Linked DNA regions of Homo sapiens: all the other regions are linked to region 1. A link is a contact called in ENCODE Hi-C or POLR2A ChIA-PET data. All regions are on one chromosome and are shown on one strand. Each heading gives the region's core, a stretch centred on a gene start or an enhancer-like site at or near the end of the contact. The rest is flanking DNA. Distances are from core to core; before and after follow the strand shown.

Region 1 (4,693 bases), core at 920-3,419:
GGAAACTCATCCATACTGAGTGAAATTTGTTTATTGTCTAAAATACAGTCCCTCCATCATCTATCCCTCCTATCATTTCTGGAATTTATAGACATCCAAGTCACTCCCCATATCCACAGAAGGCTCAGGCACCTGGTTCAGAATCCTCATTGTCCTGCCAGCTCCCACCAGCAGTCTGCAGCCTCGGCCCCAGCCAGTGTCACTTCATCCCATTCCCTGGACATCTGGTTCCAGGACCACAGCTCCATCCTTGGCGTGGTCCAGAACTTGCTCCTACCTCTCTCCCCCATTCTCCCTCTTTCTCCCCCCCATTCTCTCTCCCTCTCTTTCTCATTCTCCCTTCTCCTCCCTCTTTCTCCCTCCCTCTCTCTGGAATCTCTGGTTCCAGTTGCCCATCACTGACTACAGCTTGCAGCTGTCCAGGTATTTCTCATCTACATCCACTCAGCTCCCTCCCGGCCTCTGTTCTTCCTCCCTCAGGGGTATTCTCCCACTCACCAGCACCTGTTGGATCCGCGGCCATTTCTAACCGGACTGGATACTTGGACCTCAAGGTCCCCGCTGGTAAGATAGCTGGGAGACACTCGTCTGTAGGTCCCTCTGGCAGGTCTTGCTGGGCGTGCCAAGAACACATTGCCCTGACCACTCTTTTCTGGGCCATTTCTCACGCCTGTGCTTGCAGTGGGCACCCTTGCCGGGGAGACAGCCTCCCTGTGGGACAAAGACCACATTGGTCCACAGGATCCAGGGTCCTGTTTTGTAGTGCACCCGCTGTGGTGCAACATGCGTCTGGGCACACCAGCGTCGCCCGTTTCCTGTTGTAGTCTTTCCTCTCTGACTCCAGGGGTATTGGGTCTTTCTGCCAGCGCCCATGCAACTTTGGCAGCCTGGCCTGTCTGCTGGCAAGTGGGGCAGAATCCCTGCACTCCACCATTCTTGGGCAACACTCCCTCTAGGATTTTGGCCTCCCTTTTCTCTCTGGTCTTTGACCACCGCTACCCAGCAAACTCCTCCATCTAGACCAGCCAGCATTGGTTTCTTCCACTCCCCCAGCTGCCGCGTGGGAGGCGCCACTGCAAACTTCCCTGGGGTCTCCCAGCTGCTCAGAGATCCCCATGCCCTTCCCTGATCAGCTCCCTGCCCGGTTCTCATCCCGGCGATTCTAAACCGTCCATCTTTACAAATACTCCGCTCCATCCCCACTCCCTGACTGAAGTAAACAGATGTATCCTGAACTCCTCATTCTCCCCCCATCTCACTCTCCTCGCCTGTGTGCACCTCGCCTCGTGTGTCTTCCTCACCTCCGAGCAGAGGGATCTGTCCTCCTGCCCGAAGGTAACCCTGACCCCTGGACTCTGCGCCTCCTTCCCGCAGCCTCCACCAGATTGCGGGTCCGTTCACCGCCCCCCTCCACACGCGCTGGGGGCACCTCCGGGAGCTGGGGCTAGCGCAGGGCACACACATGTTCCACCTCGAACTGCGAGCGCTGACCGGGATCTCTGGGCAGCCCTCTCTGTGTGCACTGGCTTGCTGAAGGCTCGCGACAGCCTGGGCCCGGGCGCGCATTCCAGCACTTTCTACCCTCCGGCTTCAGAGTGCATTGCTCTGTGGATCCGTCACGAATAAGCCGTGTGTGAAGAACGCCAGGTCCCGGCAGAAGATCGCTGCCCGGCGTGCGAACTCCCCCACGGTGCACCAGGGCCGCCGCCCTGCATCCTCCAACCTCAGCTCCCCGGCACCGCGACCCTCCGTGCAGTGCGAGCCCCCGATGGGCGCGCGCCCCCACCTGCGCTCCAGAAGGCCGAAGGGGGCATCCCACTTGCAGGGCGGGTCACCCGCTTTCCCCGCGGGCCAAGGGGCTCCAAGATTCCCAGCCCCTCCTTCCCAGCCGCTCCGCGACACCCTGGCAACCGGCTTCGGCCCCGCCCCTTCTCGTTGTGTAAACAGGAAGTGAGCCTGCGCGTGACGGTCGCTTCCGGCCCGGCGAGGGGCGGGAGCGATTGTGAACGGCGGCGGGGCAGAGCCAATCGCGGAAAACGGCAGGAGGAGAGCCAATCCCGAGGGTCGGCGGACGCGGGAAGGGGCGGAGCCAGAGGCGGGGCCGGCAAGGCGGAGCCAATCGCGGCGGTCCGCGGGGCGGGGCCGGGGGCGCGGCCGGGTGGTGGCGGTGGCTGCGGCGACGGCGGTCGCGTCGGCGTCAGGGTCGGGGTCGGTAAGGGGTGCGGCAATGCTGCAACTGCGGGACTCGGTGGACTCGGCCGGTACGAGCCCCACGGCGGTGCTGGCGGCCGGCGAGGAGGTGGGGGCAGGCGGCGGCCCGGGCGGGGGGCGGCCGGGGGCGGGGACGCCGCTGCGCCAGACACTCTGGCCTCTCAGCATCCACGACCCCACGCGCCGCGCCCGCGTCAAGGAGTACTTCGTGTTCCGGGTGAGGCAGGGGCCAGGGCCGGGGCGGGGGCCGAGGGCGCGGGGCGGGATGGGGGCGGGTGGGGTCGGAGGCGGGCGCCGGGCGGTCCCGCAGGGAGCGAGCTGTGACCTGTGATCTTTGCCCCCGTCCCCCACCCCGCAACCCGCCCAGCCCGGCAGCATCGAGCAGGCAGTGGAGGAGATCCGCGTGGTGGTGCGGCCCGTGGAGGACGGCGAGATCCAGGGAGTGTGGCTGCTTACCGAGTAAGCCGGGGCTGCGCTCTCCTTGGTGGGGGGACTCGCCCCGAGCCGCCGCGCAGCACCTTGCGAGGACTTCCCGGGGTGCTCGTGCCACGCTCAGGCGCCCCGTGCCGCCCCTGCTGCCCTTCCAGGCGGGCTGGCCTTGGCTAAGTCGAGACAGCCGCGTCCAGTGTGGACTGAGGCCCCTCCTCTGCCTACAGGGTGGATCACTGGAACAATGAGAAGGAGCGGCTGGTGCTGGTCACGGAGCAGTCCCTGCTTATCTGTAAATACGACTTCATCAGTCTCCAGTGCCAGCAGGTGGTGCGGATAGCGCTCAACGCAGTAGACACCATTTCCTACGGAGAATTCCAGTTTCCCCCTAAATCGCTCAACAAGTAAGCCTGTTCAGAGTCCAGTATCACTGGACCTAAGCACCAGAGTGGACCTTACAATTCAGCCCTTTTAAATCAGCCCCCCAAGCGGTGTGTCTTCTCTGTCATTAATTATAAGCACAAAGGCTCCAGCTCCAAATATCAATGGGAAGTTCCTTAAAAAGAAGCGACTTCTGGGCAATTGAGTGCATTAAAAGGAATTCTGGCACAGAAGGCAGCTATTAGGCTGGTAGTAAAAAGACTTACATGAGTTCAGGATGCATTGAAGTAGAGCCCAGCGTGTTAAAAAGGAACTTGGATGTTCTTCAGGAAAAGTCCAAACTCTGCATTTTTCTCCAGCCAGGGACAGATTGCATATGACACATCAAGTCTTGCTCTGGCTAATTTTTTAAAGAGAAATGGAGGGTCCCGTTGTAATTTATAGATACCACTAAAAGACAAATTTGGAAATATTTAATGACCAGCTTTCAGGAGTTGATCTTTTTGCTGTAGGATAATTTTCTGACGTGAGGAACCTAAACATTACTACAGTCAGTTAAGCTGTAGAACTTGGGTTTTTGATGGAGAGATTTGGATGGGGGATTCAGGAAGCTAAAATAAAAATTTTACCTTTTGGTTAAAACATTTAATATGACATAAGGAAAAGGAAGATTACACTTCCTTTTCACTCATTTGGCTAGCCTATCTATAATTATTCCCTTTTTTTTTTTTTTTTGAGACGGAGTCCCACTCTGTCACCCAGGCACCAGTGGTGCAGTCTTGGTTCACTGCATCCTCCACCTCCTAGGCTTAAGTGATCCTCTCACCTCAGCCTCCCAAGTAGCTAGGACTACAGGTGCCCGCCACCACACCCAGCTAATTTTTGTATTTTTTGTAGAGATGGGGTTTTGCTAGGTTGCCCAGGCTGTTCTCAAACTCCTGGGCTCAAGAGATCCGCCCATTTTGGCCTCCCAAAGCGCTGGGATTATAGATGTCAGCCACCGTGCCCAGCCAGTATTCCTGTTTATTAATTTTTAATCATGTAAAGATTACCAAAATAATACATTTAATAACCAAAATATACCTAATTTGTCATATTTATACCCACAGTATTTAAAGCAATTGTTAGTGGAGATTGAAGTTACTACTAAAAACCACAGGCCGGCCAGGCACGGTGGCTCACGCCTGTAATCCCAGCACCTTGGGAGGCTGAGGCGGGCGGATCACCTGAGGTCAGGAGTTTGAGACCAGCCTGACCAAAATGGATAAACCCTGTCTCTACTAAAAATACAAAATTAGCTGGGTGTGGTGGTGCATGCCTGTAATCCCAGCTACTCCGGAGGCTGAGTTGGGAGAATCGCTTGAACCCAGGAGGTGGAGGATGCAGCGAGCCAACATCAGGCCACTACACTCAAGCCTGGGCAACAAGAGCAAAACTCCATCTCAAAAAATAAAAATAAATAAAAACAAAAATAAAAACTACAAGCCGTTTTCCATTGTGATATGTCATAGGTCTTTTCTGTAAACGTGTGCTTTTTGCTGTCATATTCTCCTAACTGATGAGACTGTCAGATTGTCCATGAGAGCACTGTGGCCTGCCATGCTAAGTCTGGCTATTTCTTCTGACTTTTCAGGCGAGAAGGTTTTGGGATTCGAATTCAGTGGGACAAGCA
Region 2 (4,693 bases), core at 133-2,632, 110 kb after region 1:
GGGTGGCGCAGCCACCCCAGCTGCATGTCACCTCAGCTCTCCATCTTATTGCCATTTTGTAGATGAGGAAGCTGAGACCAGAAAGGCTAAGACCCATGCCCCAGGCACCACACCCATCTCTTGGGGGCTGGGCACCTGCTACCCGAGGCCACCTCCTGAAGCCCCCACTCTTCCCCCATGTTCCACTTCAGGAGCCGCGGGGGCCCATCCTGACACCCGGGGTTCCTCAGCCCAGCGCAGATGTGCTTCAGTTCCAGAGGGCTTGTTGATTTGTTTCTTAGGTACGTTACCTGTCCACCCTGAGTCCAGTGAGGCTGTCCCAAGAGCCCCTGTAGTGTGCTCCTGGGAAGGGCTGGGGGGGCTGGGGGGGCTGGGAGAGGCCCAGGGGCAGCTGTCACTGGAACCCCAGCCAGATGTCCAAGGAAGCCGGCCAGAACACGGAGCAGCCAGATGGCCCCAGCTGCACCTGTCTAGGGAGCCCATGCAGCCTCCTTGCACTGGAGAAGCAGCTGTGAAAGTAGACAGAGTTGAGACTTCGCCGTGGTCAGGAGAAAATGCAAATTCCCAGGAACAAGAATCCTTTAAGTGATATGTTTTTATAAAACTAAACAAATCAACAAATAAATCTTGAAGGCGGATGGTTTTCCCAGCAGTGCAGGGGTTGGAGGGAGGCTGCTGGCACTCCTGGGGCCAAGGGGGACAGGCAGTGGTCCTGAGTCTGCTCAGAGAGGCAAGGCAGAAGGAGCTCGCCAGGCAGGTCAGCTCACATCTGTCCAAGTCGCTCTGGTCAGAAACAGCGACTCTCCCCCATTCCCCCAGCGTTCCCACCAGGCCTGGGCTGCTGGGAAGCCCTTGCTGTACCCAGGAGCCCGACCCGCAGTATCCTGGCACAGAGCCACTTGTCACTCAGAACAGTCAGTGTCTCCAACGCACAAACATCCACTCCTCTGTTACCAGTTAAAGCACTTTAATGCTTTAAGGTGAAAACGAAATCCCATCCGTGTTTTTCGTGTAAGATCGTGCTTCTCCGAGCAGTATTAATGGACGCCCTCCAATGACATAACAACTGTTTTTGGTAATGTAATCTTGGGAAAATGTGTTATTTTTTTAGCTGTGTTTCAGTGGGGATTTTTGTTTTTGTAACATAATAAAGTGTATGTTCCAATGACCGGTTCTCATGACTCAACCTAAATCTCCAAAGGGCTCAGACAAACAGGGCGGCTCCTCACAGGCAGGAAGCCCGTGGCCTCTGTGGCCGGCCCTGGCACCCCACTTGAGTTTCTCTGTGTCGTGAGTCTGATGGGTCCCTGGGGTGTCCCTCTGCCCTGTGCCTCGGAGGACCTGCGGGCCAAGCCGAGTAGCCTCATGGGACTGACCGGGCCTCTCAGGCCTCCTGAAGTACAGGCCCATGAGCCCTCATCCAAGCCCTGTGGGGCCCAGGCCTTCTGGACTTTAGCTAGGCCAAGCAGGGTCTCAGGGCGTCACAAACACCGACACAGAACGCACTCCCGTTTCTCAGCAAAACCTAAGAAAACAAAAGGCAGCAGAGAGCCTCATGTTGGCTCAAGCCAGGCTGAGACCAACGGGCTTCATTTCAGTTCTCTTGGTTCTCAGGTTTCTTGGTTTCAGAGTTGTGAACAGGGACTAGGGACTTGTCACAGCAAAAACAAGGCTCTAGAAATCTGTTCAACCTTGAAGGAGGCCTCAGTCTTTTTAGAAATTGGCCTAAAACAAAGATAGAAAGGACCAAGGCAAGAGGGGGAGATGCCGCCAGGAAGCTCCGCCGAGTTCCCCCACAGGTGAGGTGCCATGCCAAGCCCTGGCCCCATCTTCCTGGCTAGCGCTCACGCCGTCACACCAGAGCCCGCCCACCCCTTTCCCTAGGCTCCTACCTGTCCCCACGTCCACCAAGGAGGGCTGGGCGGTGGTGGGCCCACCCCCTCATAGCCGCAGGACTCTGGATCATGAAGGTGTTGAGGCCTCAAACTAGACAGGAAGTGGAGGGATTCTGGATGTTCCCTCGGCAAGAGGGTGCCACATAGAACGTAGAAACGGGGACTCTAAAACGCCCTTTCAGGAATGAACACAGAAATGTGAGTGCTTTCAGCACAAGGGTGAGTTTGAATATCTTTGTTTAAAAGGTTAGTTATTTTTTTTAAGTATAGCGTGAGAAATACAGGCCATTATTTTCAAATATATAAAAACATCTCCAGTAAGTTCCACACAGAATTTTGGAAAGCTAAGCTGGACTCAGAGCAGGTCTGCTGCTCCCCAAGGCACTACCCTTCGAAGGAAGGTTTCCACCCGCCCCCGGCTGCAAAATGGAAAGGAGAAAGCCCGTTTCCAAAAGGTCTCCACGCCCCTTTGGGTGGAAAACAGCCACTGTTCATTCCCGCGTTCACATCCAAAGAGGAAGCCTAGATTCAGGTGACAAGAACAGAATATGGGCTTTTCATACCACACACATATATTTCCTATTTCTCAGGAATGGTGCTGTGTCATTACTATGCACAAAATCGGATTCTTCAAGAAAATTGTTTTTTAGGCCGAGCATGGTGGCTCACGCCTGTAATCCCAGCACTTTGGGAGGCCATGGCAGGTGGATCACGAGGTCAGTAGTTCGAGACCAGCCTGGCCAACATGGTGAAATCCCATCTCTACTAAAAATACAAAAATTAGCCGAGCGTGGTGGCACACGCGTGTAATCCCAGCTACTCAGAAGGCTGAGGCAGAAGAATCGCTTGAACCTGGGAGACGGAGGTTGCAGTGAGCCGAGATCGCACCATTGCACTCCAGCCTGGGTGACAGGGCAAGACTCCATCTCAAAACAAACAAAAAAAAATGTTTTTAAATACTGGTGTAATTACCCCAAAAAAGGCCTAAGGAGGCCTGCAGCCCGCCTCATGCATGCGACATTTAGCCTTAACAGCTTCACCAGCCCTCGGCCCTGTTTGCCACAGAAAAGCTGAAACCGCAGGTTTCTGAGTCAATTTACACCGCCCAATCCCTGACCTGCCCTCTTCCTGAGAGAGCCAACCAGAGGCCTCCAAGGCCCTGCCAAGGGAACTCTGACCGGAAGAGCATCTCTGAGGCCTGCGCACAACACAAAACACCTAAGCAAGCCCAACTTGTGTCCTTGGTCTGAAGTCCCATCCTGAAAAGCCTGGTTAAACCAGAAATGAAACATACATGGTTTCCCAATGCTTCCCCTTCTGAGTCTCCAGTGAGGACAAGATTGCCATGAGGTTTTGTCTCCCTCTCCCAGTAACAGTAACAAGTGAAACAGGCAACTGGATATCAGGCAGGATCTTGGCTCCAGCCTCGAGTTGGTTCACGGAGCTTCTGTCTTCACCACGGAGGCCTCTGCCGATTCGCAGGGCAGGTCCACAGCTGACCGGTTTCACCACGACTGCTCCACGGCCACGGTCACCCGGAAGGCCCTGAGGAACTGCTCTTTGGTGATTTCAGGAGGTTATTTCCCTGCACATTTGCACAGATTCAGGACAAAACCCAACACTGCGGAGCCAGACAGTCTTCCTCTTGTTGGGGCATGTGAAGGGGCCACTGGCCTCTGGGTGGGACACTGATCCTAGAGAGGCCCACCTGCCCCTCTTGGACAAGCCCCACCCAGGTCCAGGAATTCTGCTCAACCTCTCTGGTTCCCAGTCACCCCCAGGACTGACAGAGGGTAGAAAGTGTCCTATCTTCCAGGATACATGGTATCCACTAGATCTCAGGAGTTCAGAAGTAGTTATTTTATAAACTCAGAGTTTAAGAAGATTTCTCAGGACGTGTCAGGCAACATGGTACACGCACAGAACCCCAAAGGAGCATCTCTCAGAATCTCCCTCAAGTACACGCAACGTAAATGATCACTGAGATGGACAATTTCAAATCTGAACCCGGTATCTGGAATGCAATTTTCCACCTGAAATTGGCATATCATCTGCACTGACTGCAGCCTGGAAGGCATCTACCCATTGAGCATCAGGACATCCCAGGTTCCTCCTGAAAACGTCACCCACCTTTAAGGGTTCTGACAAAGTGTCTGAAGAGCTCTCGATAGGAGTCCTGGTAGCGGCTAGCCTGGGTCTGGGAGCGAAGGGACAGGGACATGCCCCGCCCGGTGATGCCCAAGGAATTCTGATTCTCCATCTGCAGCACGCCTTGGGACCCACACACCCAGCTAACGACCTCTATCTAACCTGCGGAATCAACCCGGCTGACGACCTCTATCTAACCCGTACAATCAACCCAGCTGATGACCTCTATCTAACCCATACAATCAACCCAGCTGATGACCTCTATCTAACCCACACAATCAACCCAGCTGATGACCTCTATCTAACCCACACAATCAACCCAGCTGATGACCTCTATCTAACCCACACAATCAACCCAGCTGATGACCTCTATCTAACCCACACAATCAACCCAGCTGATGATCTCTATCTAACCCACACAATCAACCCAGCTGATGACCTCTATCTAACCCGCAGAATCAACCCAGCTGATGACCTCTGTCTAACCCACACAATCAACCCGGCTGACGACCTCTATCTAACCCACATAGTCAACCCAGCTGATGACCTCTATCTAACCTGCAGAATCAACCCAGCTGATGATCTCTATCTAACCCGCACAATCAACCCGGCTGATGACCTCTATCTAACCCGCACAATCAACCCGGCTG
Region 3 (4,693 bases), core at 1,448-3,947, 89 kb after region 1:
AAGAAGGCAGTGTGGGGTTGGAAGCCCTGGCCCAGCACAGCATCTGTGGGCACCTCAGGGCATGCTGAGTGACACCACCCACAGCCCACGAGGCAGGCTGCCATGGCAGGATGGTGAGGACACACACAGGTGCGATGGCCAGCTGCCCCAGCATTCCTCCAGACAGAAAGATGGCCCGGACACAGCCCCCTGAGTGCCCTCCAGCTGCTCTCAGACTCAGCGTGTGTGTGTGCGCGAGCGTGTGTATGTGTGTGTGTGTGTGTGTGTGCGCGAGCATGTGCACACATGTTTGTCTTAGGGGAGAGCTGGCTCCACGGGTAGGAAAGCCCCCCGTCCAGGAGGGACATATGGAAGGACGGCCAGGGAAGCACAAAGGCTCTGCACGGGATTCCTGGGGAGAATGAGGCTGAGTCAACACTAATGGGTCTGGAGCAACCTTCCCAGCGCCTCGGAGGCTTGCAAGCAGGAGAATAATAGCGGAGGTGTCCCAACACGATCATGGTATCAATTGCATTATCCTAAAAGTTTATGGAATGCATGAGTGGAATTAATACCTTTTACTGGCACCAGAAGCAATTATATGTGCGTAAAGCTGAGGGAAGAGTTCTAACAATGTTTATTGTGGAGATGAAACGTGGATTATTAGGGGAAACAAGAGTACTTAGGGCGAAATTGCAGCAATTGCTGATATCATGTGGCGCAGGGATCTGCAGCAGGGACGGAGCTTCCAGCAGGCCTGCTCTGGCTGTGGTCAGCGCCTCGGGGCTCGTGGCCCGAGCCGGGGTTGGCTCTTCTCTCTTCACTTTCTGGAGCAGCCAGAGGAACTCACTCTTGGGCCCTGGAGGTCACAGAACTTAGCCTTGGAGGCCCCAAGTGAGGCTGGGGAGGCCCCAGCTCTGAGACCCTGGGTCCTGCTGCCCCACCCCACACTGCCTGGTTCTTGGAGGAGACAGGAGGGAGAACCCCTTGGGGGACAGGATTCCCTTCCATAGGCATGAGACTGTTGGGGGAGAGGCATGATCCAATTTACGTTTTAGGAAGAATCATCTATTTTCTAGGACTTCTTTCCAGTTTGGGGACAGCCCTGTGGACCCAGCATGTCTGATTAGTAGCGTTGGCAGCAGCATTGCCCCTATGTGCAGGGCCTCCCACACTCCCCATTTTACAGATGAGGAAACTGAGGCTCCCAGAGGGCACACCAGGGTCACCTGTCAGCAGAGGGCAGAGCCGGACCTGGCCCCAGCAGCCAGACCCCTAACCTTGCCCTTGCAGCCCGTGTGGTGCCCCACCCCGGCCCCTACAGGTCCCTGGACAGGTCCCCACGAGCAGCCCCTGCCCCCTGCCCCACCCTCTGCTCCCAGCTCTGTGGGGCAGGTCCCTGTGACCCTCAGGGCCCCCAGGGGAACCAGTGATAAGGAGGTGCTGACACCTCAGAGGGACCTGCCTGTCCCTAGGGGAGAAAGCCTTGGACCGAATGGGGTGTGGGGGGAGCCCAGGCTGTACCTTGGCCCCCATGAGCCTTCCACTGCTGTCTGCCAGTGAATCAAACTGGGACTGGGGGTGGAGAGCTGTCCCTGTCTGCTTTCACTGCTTGGTTTTGTTGACAAAGGAAAATCCCTCAAGAACGCTTTATCACTGGAGTGCTCCGAGGCTGGCGAGCCTCATGGGCGAGAAGCCAGGCAGCTGGGCTTGGGGACCGGCCTCTCCTGGTGCCTCCCTGCCCCCTCTGCCTTCACCCCTCCCAGGCCTGGCCTCACTGCCACTAACTCCCGTTGACAGGGGGAAAGAGAGGCCCACAGGGGAGGGCCGTCCCAGGCTTCTCCTGGACCCAGTGCTGACGCCAAGATGCGGTCGTAGGTGACCTGGACCTTGGGCCGTGTGGGACTCGGGGCAAGGTGGGGGGCTCAGCTGGGCAGTGAGTTAGTTTTGCTTCCCGGTCTGGTGGGTTTCTGCCACCCCAGGCCAGTGGTCACTTCTGGGATTTTCTGAGATTCCAAAAGTTGAAGCCACGGACCCTGGAGACCCGGACCCTGGAGGCCCAGCCCCTGCCTCTGGGTAGAGAAGGCCCTGAGCGACCTCCAGACCTTCTGTCCCTTTTCCGAGGAGCCTCAGGAAGAGGGGGACAGACAATTCCAGGGTGTCCCGGCTGGAAAGAAAAGCATCTTCTCTGCACTCCAGGCGGACAGCGTGAGGCTCAGAGATTACGTGGCGGCCGAGGCTGGTGTCCACAGCCAGGGGTTACGATGGGGCTGCAGAGGCCGTGAGCGGAACAGGGCATTTTAGGGCAGAAAGACCCTTTTGGAGAAGGTAACAGCACTCCAGGCTTCAGTGAGGCAGAAGTCAGAGCCCATGGGGAAACCGCACAGGGGGATTACCTAAAGCCCAGAGCCACCCCAAGGGTTGCAAACCCACCCCTCCCCCAGCCATGCCACTGGAGCGAGGCACCCAGCTCCTTGCACCTGGCGTTGGGGAGACACCACTCTCTGCAGGGGTCAGAGATTCGGAGGCCAAAATTCTCCTTCCCCCAGGCATTTCAATGAAGATTTACAAAGTTTAGCAAAAACCTAGATTCTAGCCAACTATTACCTTAAAAGCTGAAGAGGGACCACCCCACCATGTCCACAGCTTACTCCCCTCCCTCCGCTGTCTCCGGCCACCTCCAGCTGCTGCCAATTCCAGCCCCCAAGGCTGTCCCAGGAAGCTGTGGCCAGAGACTCCGGGACTGTCCTGTGAGCAGAGGGCACCCACTGACCCTGGGGCACCCTTCCAATCCCCACAGCTGACAAAGCCGGGCCTCAAAAGGCTGGGTTAATCCTGGCTTCTCCTCAAAGCCACCAGTCAGGGTGGGGGTGAGGATGGTGGGGGCAAGGATGGTGGGGGCTTCCTCCCCAGGAGTTAAGGGGCCCTCTCTGCAGTGAGCAGAGCAGGCCTGTTGCCAGCCTGCTGGGCCCCTCGTGGGACAGCTCCAGGGCCTGGCCCACAGTCCCGCTAGCTAGGTCCTTGCCAGAGGCCGGAGGAGAGGCCAGGCTACTGGCAACGGGCCCTCCAGCTGGCGCTGTCAAAAAGCAAGTTGCGGGCAGAGGACCCTGCGCTTGGTCCCGGCCCAGGGCAGAGGCTGAGTGTGGTGCTTTGAACACTCTGTGTCTTCAGAGCGGAGGGGCAGCTGCTGGTGGGCATTCCGGGGCCCTCTGCAAGCCCCAGCTTTTGTCTCTGCGGACCCAGGGCACTGCCCTGCCACCCCCTCTGTCCCCAAGGCCCCAGATGGGGTACCTGGGTCCTGGAATAAGAGCAGATGGAGTTCCTCGCCCTGCCTGGGCAGCTCATTCCTTCCCGGGCTTGGGCAGAGTGACAGTGATAGTAGCAGCCACAGGGCACCCGCACGCGGTCTCAGTGAATCAGGACAGCGGCGACCGGGTGGGGACTGGGCCCTGAGCTCCTCACACAGCATCTCGGCAGCAAAGTGGAGGCTGGAGCTGTCCAGGCTGGGCCACCCAATCCCAGCCAGACACAAGGCAGTCTGTGTGAGTCTCAGTCTCTATTGTCCATGGAGACCCATCCCCAGCAGGACCAGGGCAGGTGAGGCCCCTGGCTGTTGTTCCCCTTACCCCTAAGGGGCTTAAGTCCAGCCACGGGGTAAGAAGCCCATGTCCCACCTGACACCTCTGTAGTACCGTCTTTCTGGAACCCGGGGTGACGCCTCTGCAGTGCCCAGTCTTCCTGGAACCCAGGGGTGACGCCTCTGCAGTGCCGTCTTCCTGGAACCCAGGGGTGCTTAAGGCGGGTCTCTGCCTAGACCCCGACCCCAGGCCCCAGGACCCAAGTCAAGCCCAGCAGTGACAAAGGGCTGGGAGATGGAGCTTGGGGGTCAGACAGCTATGGTCTGGGTGCTGGTCCACCCCAGCTTAGCAGGCAGGTTTGGGTCACTAAACGGAGTGACAGTGCCTGACCTCCCAGGGCCAAGGTCAGGTGAGGGCCCCGCGCAGGGCAGGCACCAGTGGGCAGTGGATGTGGCCATGAGGGTGGACCCAGGTGCCCCATTCCCTGGCAGGTGGACAGCACTCACTGTCTCCCCAGGTCTCCACACCAACAGAGGCAGACACCTTGGGCAAACGCTGCCTCGCAGCCTCCCCCAACACTAGGCCCCTCTTATCTCCTCTGCCTGTGGCCCTCGTCTCCTACTGGACCCCTGGGCCTTCACTATGCACTGGAGACAAAGCCACCAAGTCTATCCTGGGCTCAGCACATACCTGCTTCCCTCCCCTACCCCGATCATAGCCCAGGATGGAGATCCCTAGAGGCAGCCGTGCATGGGACGAGGATCGAGCAGGCTCCAGCTCCTGTGGTCTGGGTGCACTCAGTGTCTCCCAGGGAGCCGCGCTTCCAGGCCGTTGAGAGTCCCCCGTGTGGCTCCTGCTCACCTGTTTAGGACATGGCTCAAGGTCGTGGTGGGGCAGACTGCCCAGCTCCTCAGGGTTCCCACTTGCCCCTGGCCTGCCCTCCCCAGTGAGCAGTTTCTTGTCCACAGCCTCTGGGGCTCTAGCAGGCCTCCGTCAGGGCTGAGGATCGCTTGGCATCTGCAGAGGATGTTTCTGCCTCTGGTTCATCCTCCATAGAGCTCCTGGCCTGGGAGCCCCGGCTGGCCAGCATGGGGGTGCCAGCAGACACATCTGTCTCCTGCAGCCCCCCCAGCCAG

Evidence for each region. Hi-C counts contacts between places; a loop is a spot of excess contacts on that map. ChIA-PET counts read pairs that join two places held with the same protein, here RNA polymerase II (POLR2A). Pooled maps may share reads with other maps.
Region 2: a loop to region 1 is called in a map of GM12878, with 2.2 times the contacts of the local background. The contact joins the enhancer-like site here to the promoter of TPRG1L in region 1. A Hi-C loop is called at or near these places in 29 of 168 maps with a recorded cell type or tissue (B cell, CD4-positive, alpha-beta T cell, CD4-positive, alpha-beta memory T cell and 22 more), 35 of 37 single-sample maps with no recorded cell type and 27 of 50 pooled maps. POLR2A ChIA-PET finds 5 or more read pairs at or near these places in 1 of 52 experiments (CD4-positive, alpha-beta memory T cell).
Region 3: a map of mammary epithelial cell shows a loop between it and region 1 (2.4-fold over the local background). The contact joins the promoter of TP73-AS2 here to the promoter of TPRG1L in region 1. A Hi-C loop is called at or near these places in 25 of 168 maps with a recorded cell type or tissue (B cell, CD4-positive, alpha-beta T cell, CD4-positive, alpha-beta memory T cell and 19 more), 34 of 37 single-sample maps with no recorded cell type and 28 of 50 pooled maps. POLR2A ChIA-PET finds 5 or more read pairs at or near these places in 4 of 52 experiments (A549, CD4-positive, alpha-beta memory T cell, MCF 10A and 1 more).

The regions. Positions count from the first base shown.
Region 1 is chr1:3,622,846-3,627,538 of GRCh38, forward strand. It overlaps TPRG1L (tumor protein p63 regulated 1 like), which reads left to right and starts at 2,170. Exons shown (of 5, transcript NM_182752.4): 1 at 2,170-2,428; 2 at 2,579-2,670; 3 at 2,868-3,044; 4 at 4,655-4,693. The coding sequence starts at 2,228. It also overlaps a transcript of MEGF6 not described here. RefSeq lists enhancers at 1,444-1,563, 2,544-3,206 and a silencer at 2,014-2,243.
Region 2 is chr1:3,735,034-3,739,726 of GRCh38, forward strand. TP73 (tumor protein p73) reads left to right here. Exons shown (of 14, transcript NM_005427.4): 14 at 1-1,168. It also overlaps the pseudogene GFOD3P. Among named protein-coding and RNA genes, the nearest start is that of CCDC27, 15 kb to the right of the region's middle. Within about 2 kb of position 1,383, at least 2 of the 41 ENCODE cell types and tissues checked have a DNase peak (open chromatin) inside an H3K27ac peak, as active enhancers do; they include heart left ventricle, where a contact is called at or near this core.
Region 3 is chr1:3,711,601-3,716,293 of GRCh38, forward strand. TP73-AS2 (TP73 antisense RNA 2) reads right to left here and starts at 2,698. Exons shown (of 2, transcript NR_185884.1): 1 at 2,587-2,698; 2 at 600-838. The region is part of intron 4 of TP73 (tumor protein p73); the gene reads left to right. RefSeq lists a silencer at 2,994-3,233.